Regions from separate parts of the Homo sapiens genome. Here region 1 is linked to region 2. A link is an interaction called in ENCODE POLR2A ChIA-PET data of the cell type or tissue named here. Cell type or tissue: PC-3. All regions are shown on one strand. Each heading gives the region's core, and the rest is flanking DNA. Links, peaks and the distances in the headings are about the cores only.

Region 1 (6,040 bases), core at 2,271-4,770, 530 kb before region 2:
GCTGGGACTACAGGTGCCCGCCACTTCGCCTGGCTAATTTTTTGTATTTTTAGTAGAGACGGGGTGTCACTGTGTTAGCCAGGATGGTCTCGATCTCCTGACCTCATGATCCGCCCGCCTCGGCCTCCCAAAGTGCTGGGATTACAGGCGTGAGCCACCACGCCCGGCTGTGTTCAATTTTAGAAGGTTTCCCATCTTATTTTTAAATATAAAATTCAGAACTATGCAAAAAAGTATATTCAGGGAAGTGTCATACCCATTCCTTCTATCCTTTGTTCCACCCCATTCTAACCACACCTTTTTATCCTTTCTGTTTCTTTTTCAAATGTGCAGATAAGGTACAGTATATTTTCTTCTTTCTCTTTCTTTTCTTTTTATTTATTTATTTATTTATTTATTTATTTATTTATTTATTTATTTTTTGAGACAGAGTCTCACCTCTGTCGCCCAGGCTGGAGTGCAATGGCATTATCTTGGCTCACTGCAACCTCCGCCTCCCAGGTTCATGCGATTATCCTGCCTCAGCCTCCTGAGTAGCTGGGATTACAGGCACCTACCACCACGCCCAGCTAATTTTTGCATTTTTAGTAGAGACGGGGTTTCACCACGTTGGCCAGGCTGGTCTCGAATTCCTGACCTCAAATGATCCACCCGCCTCAGCCTCCCAAAGTGCTGGGATTACAGGCATGAGCCACCACGCCTGGCCTTTCTTTCTTTCTTTTTTTTTTTTTTTGAGATGGAGTTTCGCTCTTATTGCCCAGGCTGGAGTGCAATGGCACGATCTCAGCTCACCACAACCTCCGCCTCCCAGGTTCAAGCAATGCTCCCGCTGTAGCCTCCCAAGTAGCTGAGATTACAGGCGCACACCACCACGCCCGGCTATTTTTTGTATTTTTAGTAGAGATGGGGTTTCACCATGTTGGTCAGGCTGGTCTCGAACTCCTGACCTCGTGATCCGCCCGCCTCAGCCTCCCAAAGTGCTGGGATTACAGGCATGAGCCACCATGCCCGGCCAGCCTCTCTTTCTTAAACAAAAGGTGGCATACTATAGATCCTCTTTTTTTTTTTTGAGATGGAGTCTCGATCTCGCTCTGTCGCCCAGCCTACAGTGCAATGGCGTGATCTCAGCTCACTGCAACCTCCGTCTCCTGGCTCCAAGCAATTCTTCTGCCTCAGCCTCCTGAGTAGCTGGGATTACAGGCACACATCACCACACTCGGCTAATTTTTGTATTTTTAGTAGAGACGGGGTTTCATCATATTGGTCAGGCTGGTCTCAAACTCCTGACCTCATGATTCACCCACCTTGGCCTCCCAAAGTGCTGGGATTACAGGCGAGAGCCACCACACCCGACAGGTCCTCTTTTTTAAGTTGCTCTTTTTCACTTAACCATGTATCCTGGAAATCGGCCAGGCGAGGTGGCACACGCCTGTAATCCCAGCACTTTGGGAGGCCGAGGCGGGTGTATCACCTGAGGTCAGGAGTTCAAGACCAGCCTGACCAACATGGTGAAACCCTGTCTCTATTAAATACAAAAAACTAGCTGGGTGTGGTGACACATGCCTGTAATCCCAGCTACTTGGGAGGCTGAGGCAGGAGAATTGCTTGAACCCAGGGAGACAGAGGTTGCAGTGAGCCGAGATTATACCATTCCACTCCAGACTGGGCAACAGGAGCGAAACTCCGTCTCAAAAAAAAAAAAAATGTATCCTGGAAATCGTAACTGTCTTTAGAGAAATTCCTCATTCTTTTCTTTTTTTAGCATTGCACAGTACTCTATCTTGTGGATGTTCAATTGTTTATTTAACTACTCTCCTATGTATGGCCATTTAGTTTCCAGAATTGTGTAATTACCAACAGTGCTGCATTAAATAACCTTTTGTGTATGTATTTTTATATTGTTGGATTGTATCTTCAGAATAAATTCCCAGAAGAGTGATCACTAGGTGAAAAGATAAGTGGACATTTTGTTTTCCCAGGTGTTGCAGAATTCCCCTTCATAAAGTTTGTATCAATTTGCAATCCTGTCAGCAATGTGTGAGAGTGACTATTTCCTCACAGCCTCATCAACAGAGTGAATTGTTACTTCCTAAATTTTTGCCATTCTGATAGGTGAGAAATGGTATCTCAGTATGGTTTATTATTATTGTCATTATCATCATTTAATTTACATGTAATAAAGTTGAACTTTTTTGATGTACTTTTGTGAGTTTTAACACATCTTATAGATTTTTATTTTATTTTTGAGACGGGGCCTGGCTCTGTCACCTAAGCTGGGGTGCAGTGGCACAATTATGGCTCACTGCAGACTCCACCTCGTGGGCTTAAGCAAACCTCCCACCTCAGCGTACCCTCCCATTATCCCTTCCCCAGTAGTTGAGTCTACAGGCGAGTGCTACCACGCCCAGTTAATCTTTTATTTTTTGTATTCTTTTTAGAGACAGGGTTTTGCCATGTTACCCAGCCTGGTCTTGAATTCCAGAGCCCAAGTGACCCACCCGCCTCAGCCTAACAAAGTTATTTATTTATTTTAGAGACAGACTGTCACTCTGTTGCCCAGTCTAGAGTGCAGTGGCAGGATCTTGGCTCACTGCAGCCCCGACCTCTCTGACTCAAGCAATCCTCCCACCTCAGCCTCCCAAGTAGCTGGGACTACAGGCACAGGCCATAACACCTGGTTAATTTTTGTATTTTTTATACAGATGTGGTTTTACCATGTTGCCCAAGGTGGGGCTTTGTCTTTGTAGTGTTTTCCTGGCTATTGTTGCATATTTTTTTTTCTATCACGTATCATAGATGTATTGAAGTTTAAAATCAACATGTCTGTTTCCATGAAAAAGCTTGTATCTATTTGGCATTTTTTCTTTTCTGTTCTTTTTTTTTTTTTTTTTTTTTTTTTTGAGATGGAATATTGCTCTGTCGCCCAGGCTGGAGTGCAGTGGCACGATCTTGGCTCACTGCAACCTCCGCCTCCCAGGTTCAAGCAGTTCTCCTGCCTCAGCCTCCCAAGTAGCTGGGGCTACAGGCGCATGCCACCATGCTCGGCTAATTTTTTGTATTTTAGTAGAGACAGGGTTTCACTGGGTTGCCCAGGCTGGTCTCGAACTCCTGAGCTCAGGCAATCCACCTGCCTTGGCCTCCCAAAATGCTAGGATTACAGGCGTGAGGACCACACTCAGCTATTTGGCTTTATTTCTTTTGATAATTTTCATTTATTTTCCAATTTTTAAATGTGTGTGTGTGTGTGTGTGTGTGTGTGTGTGTGTGTGTGTGTGTGTGTGTGTGATCATGGTCTCTCTCTGTCACCCAGGCTGGAGTGCTGGAGTGCTAGGTGCAGTGATGCTGTCATAGCTCATTGCAGCCTGGAATACCTGGGCTTAAGCAATCCTACGCCTCAGCCTCCTGAGTCACTGGGATCACAGGTGTGAGCCATCCTGCCTGTCTAAAGTTGTACATATTTTTAAGTTTCTTGTTATATGTTAACTAATTTCTTTCTTTTCATTTTTATTTTTAATTTTTTTTCAGACAGGATCTCACTCTGTTGCCCAGGCTGGAGTGCAGTGGCATGATCACAGCTCACTGCAGCCTTGACCTCCTGGGCTCAGTGATCCTCCCACCTCAGCCTCCCAGGTAGCTGGGACTACATGCACGTGCTACTACTGTGGGCAATTTTAAATGTTTTTTATTTTTGTGGAGACGGGATCTCACTATGTTGCCAGGGTGGTCTGGAACTCCTGGGGTCAAGCAATCCTCCTGCCTTGGCCTTTCAAAGTTCTGGGATTACAGGCATGGACCAACACACCAGCCTAATTGCTTTCTTTAAGGTTGTACAGATTACACTGTCAACAGCAATAAAAAAAGGCCTATTTTCACTAAAATAATAACTTGACAATTTCAACATGTGGCCAAAATACAAATGTTTCTACCTTATGACCCACGAATTCCACAGCTAGAAGTATGGAAGTAATTATCAGGTATGCGCTGGCTTTCACAGGGTTGTCCTCTGAAGAATATGATGGTGTAATACCAGGTATTTTAGAAAGTGTAAGTGTGTTCAAGTCCATGAACGGGGATTATGGGAAAGGACTTCAATATTTTATTTTATATACTTTCTCATGTTGTTTTAATTTTTTGTTTTTGTTGTTCTGATAGAGTTTCTCTCTTGTTGCCCAGGCTGGAATGCAATGGCACGATCTCAGCTCACTGCAACCTCTGCCTCCCGGGTTCAAGCGATTCCCGTGCCTCGGCCTCCTGAGTAGCTGGGATTACAGGCATGCGCCACCATGCCTGGCTAATTTTTTGTATTTTTAGTAGAGATAGTGTTTCACCACGTTGTCCAGGCTGGTCCCAAACTCTTGACCTAAGGTGATCCACTCACCTCAGCCTCCCAAAGTGCTAGGATTACAGGCGTGAGCCACTGCGCCCAGCCTTAATTCTTTATCATATGTATTACTTTATATTGTGGTACAATATATCTAAAACATAGAATTTACCACTTTAGCCATATTTAATGTACAGTTCAGTGTCATTAAGTACATTCACACTGTTGCACAGCCATCACCACCCTCCATCTCCAGATTCTTTTCGTCTTCCCAAACTGAAACTCCAAACCCGTAAAACAGAAACTCTCCATTCCTCCTCTGCCCAGCTCCTGGTAACCAGGATTTTACTTTCTGCCTGTATGACCTTAACCACCCTAGGTATCGCATATAAGTGGAATCATATAGTATTTGTCTTTTTTTTTTTTTTTTTGAGGTGGAGTCTCACTCTGTTGCCCAGGCTGAAGTGTAGTGGTGTGATCTTGGCTGGGATTACAGGCTCATGCCAACATGTCTGGCTAATTTATATATATAATTATTTTATTTTATTTTATTTTGAGATGGAGTTTCACTCTTGTTGCCCAGGCTAGAGTACAATGGCGCGATCTCGGCTCACTGCAACCTCCTCCTCCCGAGTTCAAGCGATTCTCCTGTCTCAGCCTCCCAAGTAGCTGGGATTAGAGGTGTGTACCACCACGCCTAGCTAATTTTGTATTTTTAGTAGAGACAGGGTTTCATCATATTGGTCAGGCTGGTCTCGAACTCCAGACCTCAGGTGATCTGCCCGCCTTGGCCTCCCAAAGTGCTGGGATTACAGGCGTGAACCATCTCCTCCGGCCTATTTTTTATATTTTTGGTAGAGACAGGATTTCACCATGTTGGCCAGGCTGGTCTCAAACTCCTGACCTCAAGTGATCTGCCCGCCTCTACTTCCCAAAGTACTAGGATTACAGACATGAGTAGCCTCCTTGTGGTTTTGATTTGCATTTCTTTAATGATTAGTGATACTTAGCAGTTTTTCATATGCTGATTGGCCATTGCTGCTGCTTTTTTTTTTTTTTTTTTTTTTGAGACAGTCTTGCTCTGTCGCCCAGGCTGGAGGGCAGTGGCATGATCTTGGCTTACTGCAAACTCTGCCTCCTGGGTTCAAGTGATTCTCCTGTCTCAGCCTCCTGAGTAGCTGGGACTACAAGCGCATGCCACCATGCCCGGCTAATTTTTGTATTTTTAGTAGAGACAGGGTTTCACCATGTTGGCCAGACTGGTCTCAAACTCCTGACCTCAAGTGATCCGCCAGCCCACCTTAGCCTCCCAAAGTGCTGGGATTATGGACGTGAGCCACTGCGCCTGGCCCATTGCTTCATTTTTTATGAAATAATAAAATGTGGCTAAATAATATTCCACTGAGTGGATCAATGAGATTTTATTTACCCATTATCAGTTGATGGATATTGGAGTTCATTCTAATTATTTGTTACTATGAATAATGTTGGTATGAGCATTCATGTAAGAGTTCTTGTGTGAACATATGTTTTAATTTTTCTTTATATACCTAGGAGTGGAATTGCTGGCTCACATGGTAACTTTATGTTCAACCTTTTGAGAACTGCCAGAATGTTTCTCAAAGTTGCTGCACCATTTGACATTCTCACCAGCTATGTGTGAGGGTTCCCATTTCTCTACAACCTCCACAAAACTTTTTATTATCTGTTTATTATTAT
Region 2 (5,357 bases), core at 150-2,649:
CTACTCCCAACCCACTCTGCCTTCTTTTTCAGCTTGTGGCAATGCCAGTGATGTGCATAAACAGTTTTTTTTTTTCCATAAGGTCCCTGAGTAGTTCATTTATGTATTCATTTGCTCACTCATTCTTTCAACACCGATTTTATTGAGCACCTACTATGTGCCATTCACTTTCTCAGGACACTCGAGCTCCGTGGTCTCTGAAGCTTACATTCTAGTGAGGGCTAACAAGTGAATAAGTTCAGAGACTCGTAAGTGCTTTGAAGTCAATCACAATTTGTGTGATGTGATGAGAAAATGGCAGAGGCAGTGGGTGGCTGCTTTGAACAAGGGGTCAGGAAAAGTGTTGCATGCTGAGAAGCAGGTAAAAAGGCCTCCAGGTGGGAGAGGTCAGCATGGCCAGTGAAGGGGAGAGTGGGCCCTGATGAGGTCAGAGTGGACATAGTGGTCCGTTCCCACTGTAGCTGGGATTACAGGAGGCCAGGAGGGAGGTTGGGTTTTATTCTAATTATGACAGGAAGTCACTGGAGGATTTTAAGTATGTAAGTGGAACAATCTGTTTTTTTGTTTTTGTTTTTGTTTGAGAAGGAGTTTCGCTCTTGTTGCCCTGGCTGGAGTGCAATGGCATGATCTTGGCTCACTGCAACCCCTGCCTCCTGAGTTCAAGTGATTCTCCTGCCTCAGCCTCCAAAATAGCTGGGATTGCAGGCGTGTGCCACCATGCCCAGCTAATTTTGTATTTTTAGTAGAGATGAGGTTTTGCCATGTTGGTCAGGCTGGTCTCGAACTCCTGACCTCAGGTGATCCACCCATCTCGGCCTCCCAAAGTGCTGGGATTATAGACATGAGCCACAGCGCCTAGCCTGTTTTTTGTTTTGTTTTGTTTGGGTTTTTTTGTTGTTGTTTTTTGTTCTGTTTTTTGAGTGACATGGTCTCACTCTGTTGCCAGGCTGATTGCAGTGGCACAATCATGGCTCACTGCAGCCTCAACCTCCCAGGCTCAAGTGATCCTCCCACCTCAGCATCCCAAGTAACTAGGACTACAGGCACACATCACCAGGCCTGACTAATGTTTTACTTTTTGTAGAGATGGGGTTTTGCTGTGTTTTCTAGGCTGGTCTCAAACTCCTAAGCTCAAGCGCTTCTCCCACCTCAGCCTCCCAAAGTGTTTGGATTATAGGCATGAGCCGCTGTGCCCAGCTGGTTTGTATTTCTGAAAGATCGCCGTAGTTGCTGTGTGGAGAATGTTCTGCTAAGGGATGGGAGTGGGAGCAGGAGAACAGTTAGGAAGGAGGCTGTTGTGCTGGTCCAGGAAAGCCAGATGTTGATGAGTTAAACCACGGCCACAGCAGTGGAAACAGTGAGAAGTGGTAGGATTGAGTTTATCTTTTGTTTTCTGTTTGTTTGTGTGTGTGTGTGTGTGTGTGTGTGTGTGTGTGTGTGTGTGTGTTTTGAGACAGACTCTTGCTCTTTCACACAGGCTGGACTGCAATGGCACAATCTCAGCTCACTACAACCTCCACCTCCCTTGAGCGATTCTGCTGCCTCAGTCTCCCAAGTAGCTGGAATTACAGGCGCCTGGATAATTTTTTTATTTTTACCAGAGATGGGGTTTCGCCATGTTGGCCAGGCTGGTCTCGAACTCCTGACCTCAAGTGATCCCACCTCAGCCTCCCAAAGTGCCAGGACTACAGGTGTGAGCCACCGAGCCTGGCCTGAGTTTATATTTTGAAAGTAGGGCAGGCCGGGCGTGGTGGCTCGTGCCTGTAATTCCAGCACTTTGGGAGTCCGAGATGGGTGGATCGCCTGAGGTGTGGAGTTCTAGACTAGCCTGCCCAACATGGCAAAACCCCGTCTCTACTAAAAATACAAAAAATTACCCGGGCGTGGTGGCAGGCACCTGTAGTCCCAGCTACTCGGGAGGCTGAGACAGGAGAATGGCGTGAACCCCGGAGGCGGAGCTTGCAGTGAGCGGAGATCGCGCCACTGCACTCCAGCCTGGGCAACAGTTCAAGACTCTGTCTCAAAAAAAAGAAAAAAGGAAAAGAAAAAGAAAGTAGGGCAAAAGTGTTGTTTGTTTTGATCCAAATAGGCTTCACTGCATGTTACCTCACAGGTTCGACCTTGGGGGAGTGTATGTGACCCACAGACTGGACCTGCCGTTGCCATCCCTCTGTCTTGGTCTGCAAAGACCAAGACTGGTGTGTCCCCCTTTCCTCACCCTTCCCTGGGGTAAACACTGCCAGGTAAGGGCTTCTACAGCTGTCTTCTGCAGCAGTGCCTGGGTTCCACCTCCTTCTCCCCACTCAAAAACCCCAGGAAGTCTGTAAAAGCTTCCTCACTAGGGCTGGGTGCAGTGGCTCACGCCTGTAATCCCAGCACTTTGGGAGGCCGAGGCGGGCAGATCACGAGGTCAGGAGATCGAGACTGTCCTGGCTAACACGATGAAACCCCGTCTCTACTAAAAATACAAAAAATTAGCCGGGCATGGTGGCGGGCACCTATAGTCCTAGCTACTCGGGAGGCTGAGGCAGGAGAATGGCATGAACCCGGGAGGGGGAGCTTGCAGTGAGCTGAGATCGCGCCACTGCACTCCAGCCTGGGCAACAGTGCGAGACTCCGTCTCAAAAAAAAAAAAAAAAAAACAAAGCTTCCTCACTAGAAAATGAAGCCCTGACTCCTTTATATCTGGAAACTGGTATATTTAAACCTTGGTCATTGGCCAGTCTGCAAATGAATGTCCTGAGACATCCCGGAAGAAACTGACCCTTTTAGCCTAGAGAGAGGCCCCATCCCCAGCTCCCTGGTGCCAGCCAGACCAGGGTCAGGTCATCAACAACCCAGTCCTTCCCCTCTGACTAGACAGAAGGACGTCAGCAGAGCATGGCTGATACCCTGCCTAGCTAAGTCTTAGAGAGAAGACGTCCCTATAGGGAGCAAGACAAGGTTTTCAGTTACGACACTACCTTCTTCCTTATAAAGAGCTTTGTTAATCAGGTGGCAGTGGACCGTTCCCTACTATTCCCTAACTCGGTCTTGGCCTTCATCTGCCATTTACCCTGGGACTTTGCTAAAGAGCCTGCAGGAGGCCAAGTGTGGTGGCTTATGCCTGGAATTCCAGCACTTTGGGGGGCCTAGGCAGGAGGATCCCTTGAGCCCAGGAGTTCGAGAGCAGCCTGGGCAACAGAGTGAGGCCCTGTTTCTACAACACTTAAAAAAAAATTGGCCGGGCGCGGTGGCTCATGCCTGTAATCTCAGCACTTTGGGAGGCCGAGGCAGGCAGATCACAAGATCAGGAGATCGAGACCATCCTGGCTAACACGATGAAACCCTGTCTCTACTAATGATACAAAAAATTAGCCGGGCGTGCTGGCAGGCGCCTGTAGTCCCAGCTAATCGGGAGGCTGAGGCAGGAGAATGGCGTGAACCTGGGAGGCGGAGCTTGCAGTGAGCAGAGATCGCGCCACTGTACTCCAGCGTGGGCGACAGAGCAAGACTCTGTCTCAAAAAAAAAAAAAAAAATTACCCAGGCATGGTGGCATACCTGTAGTCTCAGCTACTCAGGAGGCTGAGGTGGGAGGATTGCTGGACCCCAGGAGGCCGAGGCTGCAGTGATCTGAGATCGTGCCACTGCACTGCATCCTAGAGCAAGACCCAATCTCTAAAGAAAAAGAAAGAAAGAAGAAGAAGGATTAGTATTTCACTTTCCTGCCATTCAATGTTCTGGTTCAATAGTTGGAGAATGAAAGAGTGCATATGTGTGTTGGGGGGCAGAGTGAGAGAGAGAAAGAGATGAAGATATATGGGAACCTATAGACAGACAAACAGATATAGATAGATGTAATATGCACCAGGTCAGTATCTGTCAAAGTGTGGCTCACAGACCCCTTGAGCCAGACTCATCTGAGAAACTTACTTAAGAACACAGACTCTGGTCCCTATCTTTCATGCATTGAGTACACTCTGGGAGCAGGGCCTGGAAATCTGCATTTTACAGGCTATCCAGGTGAATCTTGTACACACTGCTGCGCACCCCCCCCGAGTCCTCAAGTGACATTGTGTGAGATTCTTGCAAACTTGCGATGTTTTCCATCCCAGTTAAACCCACCCACCACTTCCACAGAGGACACAGATCTTCTGCTAATTGCTTATCTCTTCATCACTAGTCTACAAAATGCCTTTCAGGCCAAGCACAGTGGCTCACACCTGTAATCCCAACACTATGGGAGGCCAAGGTGGGCACAACGCTTGAGCTCAGGAATCTGAGACCAGCCTGGCCAACATGGTGAAACCTCGTCTCTAGCTGGGCATGTTGGCGCACACCTCTAGTTCCAGCTACTCAGGAGGCTGAGGTGGGAGAATCGCTTGAACCCAGGAGGTGGAAGTTGCAGTGAGCCAAGATTGTGCCACTGCACTCCAACTGGGTGACAGAGTGAGTGAGAGAGACGCCGTCTCAAAAAAAAAAAAAAAAAAAAAAAAAAAAAGCCTTTCAAATTCTGAGCAAATCTGAAATACTTAACTTTCCTCCAGCCAATCTTATTCCCCTCTGCTTTGAGCTGAGGATAGCTTGACTCGATCCAGCACCCAGCTGATGGGGGCAGAGGAACCGGGAGAGGGAAGGGACAAACTCCAGTATAGCCTTTCCCTTGGGCTCACTGTGGTGTCAGCATCTCTCCCAGGCTGCTTGTGATGGGGGCTGGGGTCAGCTGCCCACAAGCTCTCCTACGGACTTCATTTTTTTTTTGAGACAGGGTCTCACTCTGTCACCCAGGCTGGAGTGCAGTGGTGCAATCATGGCTCACCGCAGTCTGGAACACCTGGGCTCAAGAGAGCTTCCTGCCTCAGCTTCCTGGGTAGCTGGGACTACAGGTGTGTGCCACCACTCTGGCTAATTTTTAAGTTTTTTGAAGAGATGGGGATCTTATTATGTTGCCCAGGCTGGTCTCAAACTCATGGCCCCTAGTGATCCTTCTGCCTTGGCCTCCCAAAATTCTAGGATTACAGATGTGAGCCACTGTGTCCTGTCTAAACCTTCATTTTGAAGGAAACTGAGGGCCATTGTGTGGGCTGGGTATAGGGTATGACTTGCCCCAGATCACACAGCTACGTAGCAGCAGGGCTGGGACCAGAACTCAAGATTTCAATGGTGCATGGTGGGGAGCCAGCCATGCTTTCCCACCTGTCCCCTGTGGTCATGCAGAAGGGCTCTTGGGATATTTGGCCGGGAGAGTACCTTTCAGGCAAGCGGAGTGACCTTTTAGAAAATGACTTTATGAACTTTGACTCCTGCCCAAACTGTGCTCTCCCGTCTGGAAGGCCTTTTCACCACTGATCTAAACCCACCTGCCTTGAGGCTCAGA

Evidence for each region. Peaks named below come from ENCODE experiments on the same cell type or tissue, not always from the same donor. Only the 100,000 strongest peaks of a DNase experiment are listed, where the experiment ranks them.
Region 1: POLR2A ChIA-PET joins it to region 2 with 9 read pairs; 3 of 35 experiments call an interaction of 5 or more read pairs at or near these places.

The regions. Positions count from the first base shown.
Region 1 is chr10:103,354,036-103,360,075 of GRCh38, reverse strand. No RefSeq gene overlaps it. Among named protein-coding and RNA genes, the nearest start is that of PCGF6, 5.9 kb to the right of the region's middle. RefSeq lists an enhancer at 5,027-5,581. In PC-3, for the core only: no CTCF peak of the experiment used is centred there; a DNase peak (open chromatin) is centred at 3,365.
Region 2 is chr10:102,825,255-102,830,611 of GRCh38, reverse strand. CYP17A1 (cytochrome P450 family 17 subfamily A member 1) reads left to right here. Exons shown (of 8, transcript NM_000102.4): 8 at 1-81. Among named protein-coding and RNA genes, the nearest start is that of CYP17A1-AS1, 4.7 kb to the left of the region's middle. In PC-3, for the core only: no CTCF peak of the experiment used is centred there; no DNase peak of the experiment used is centred there.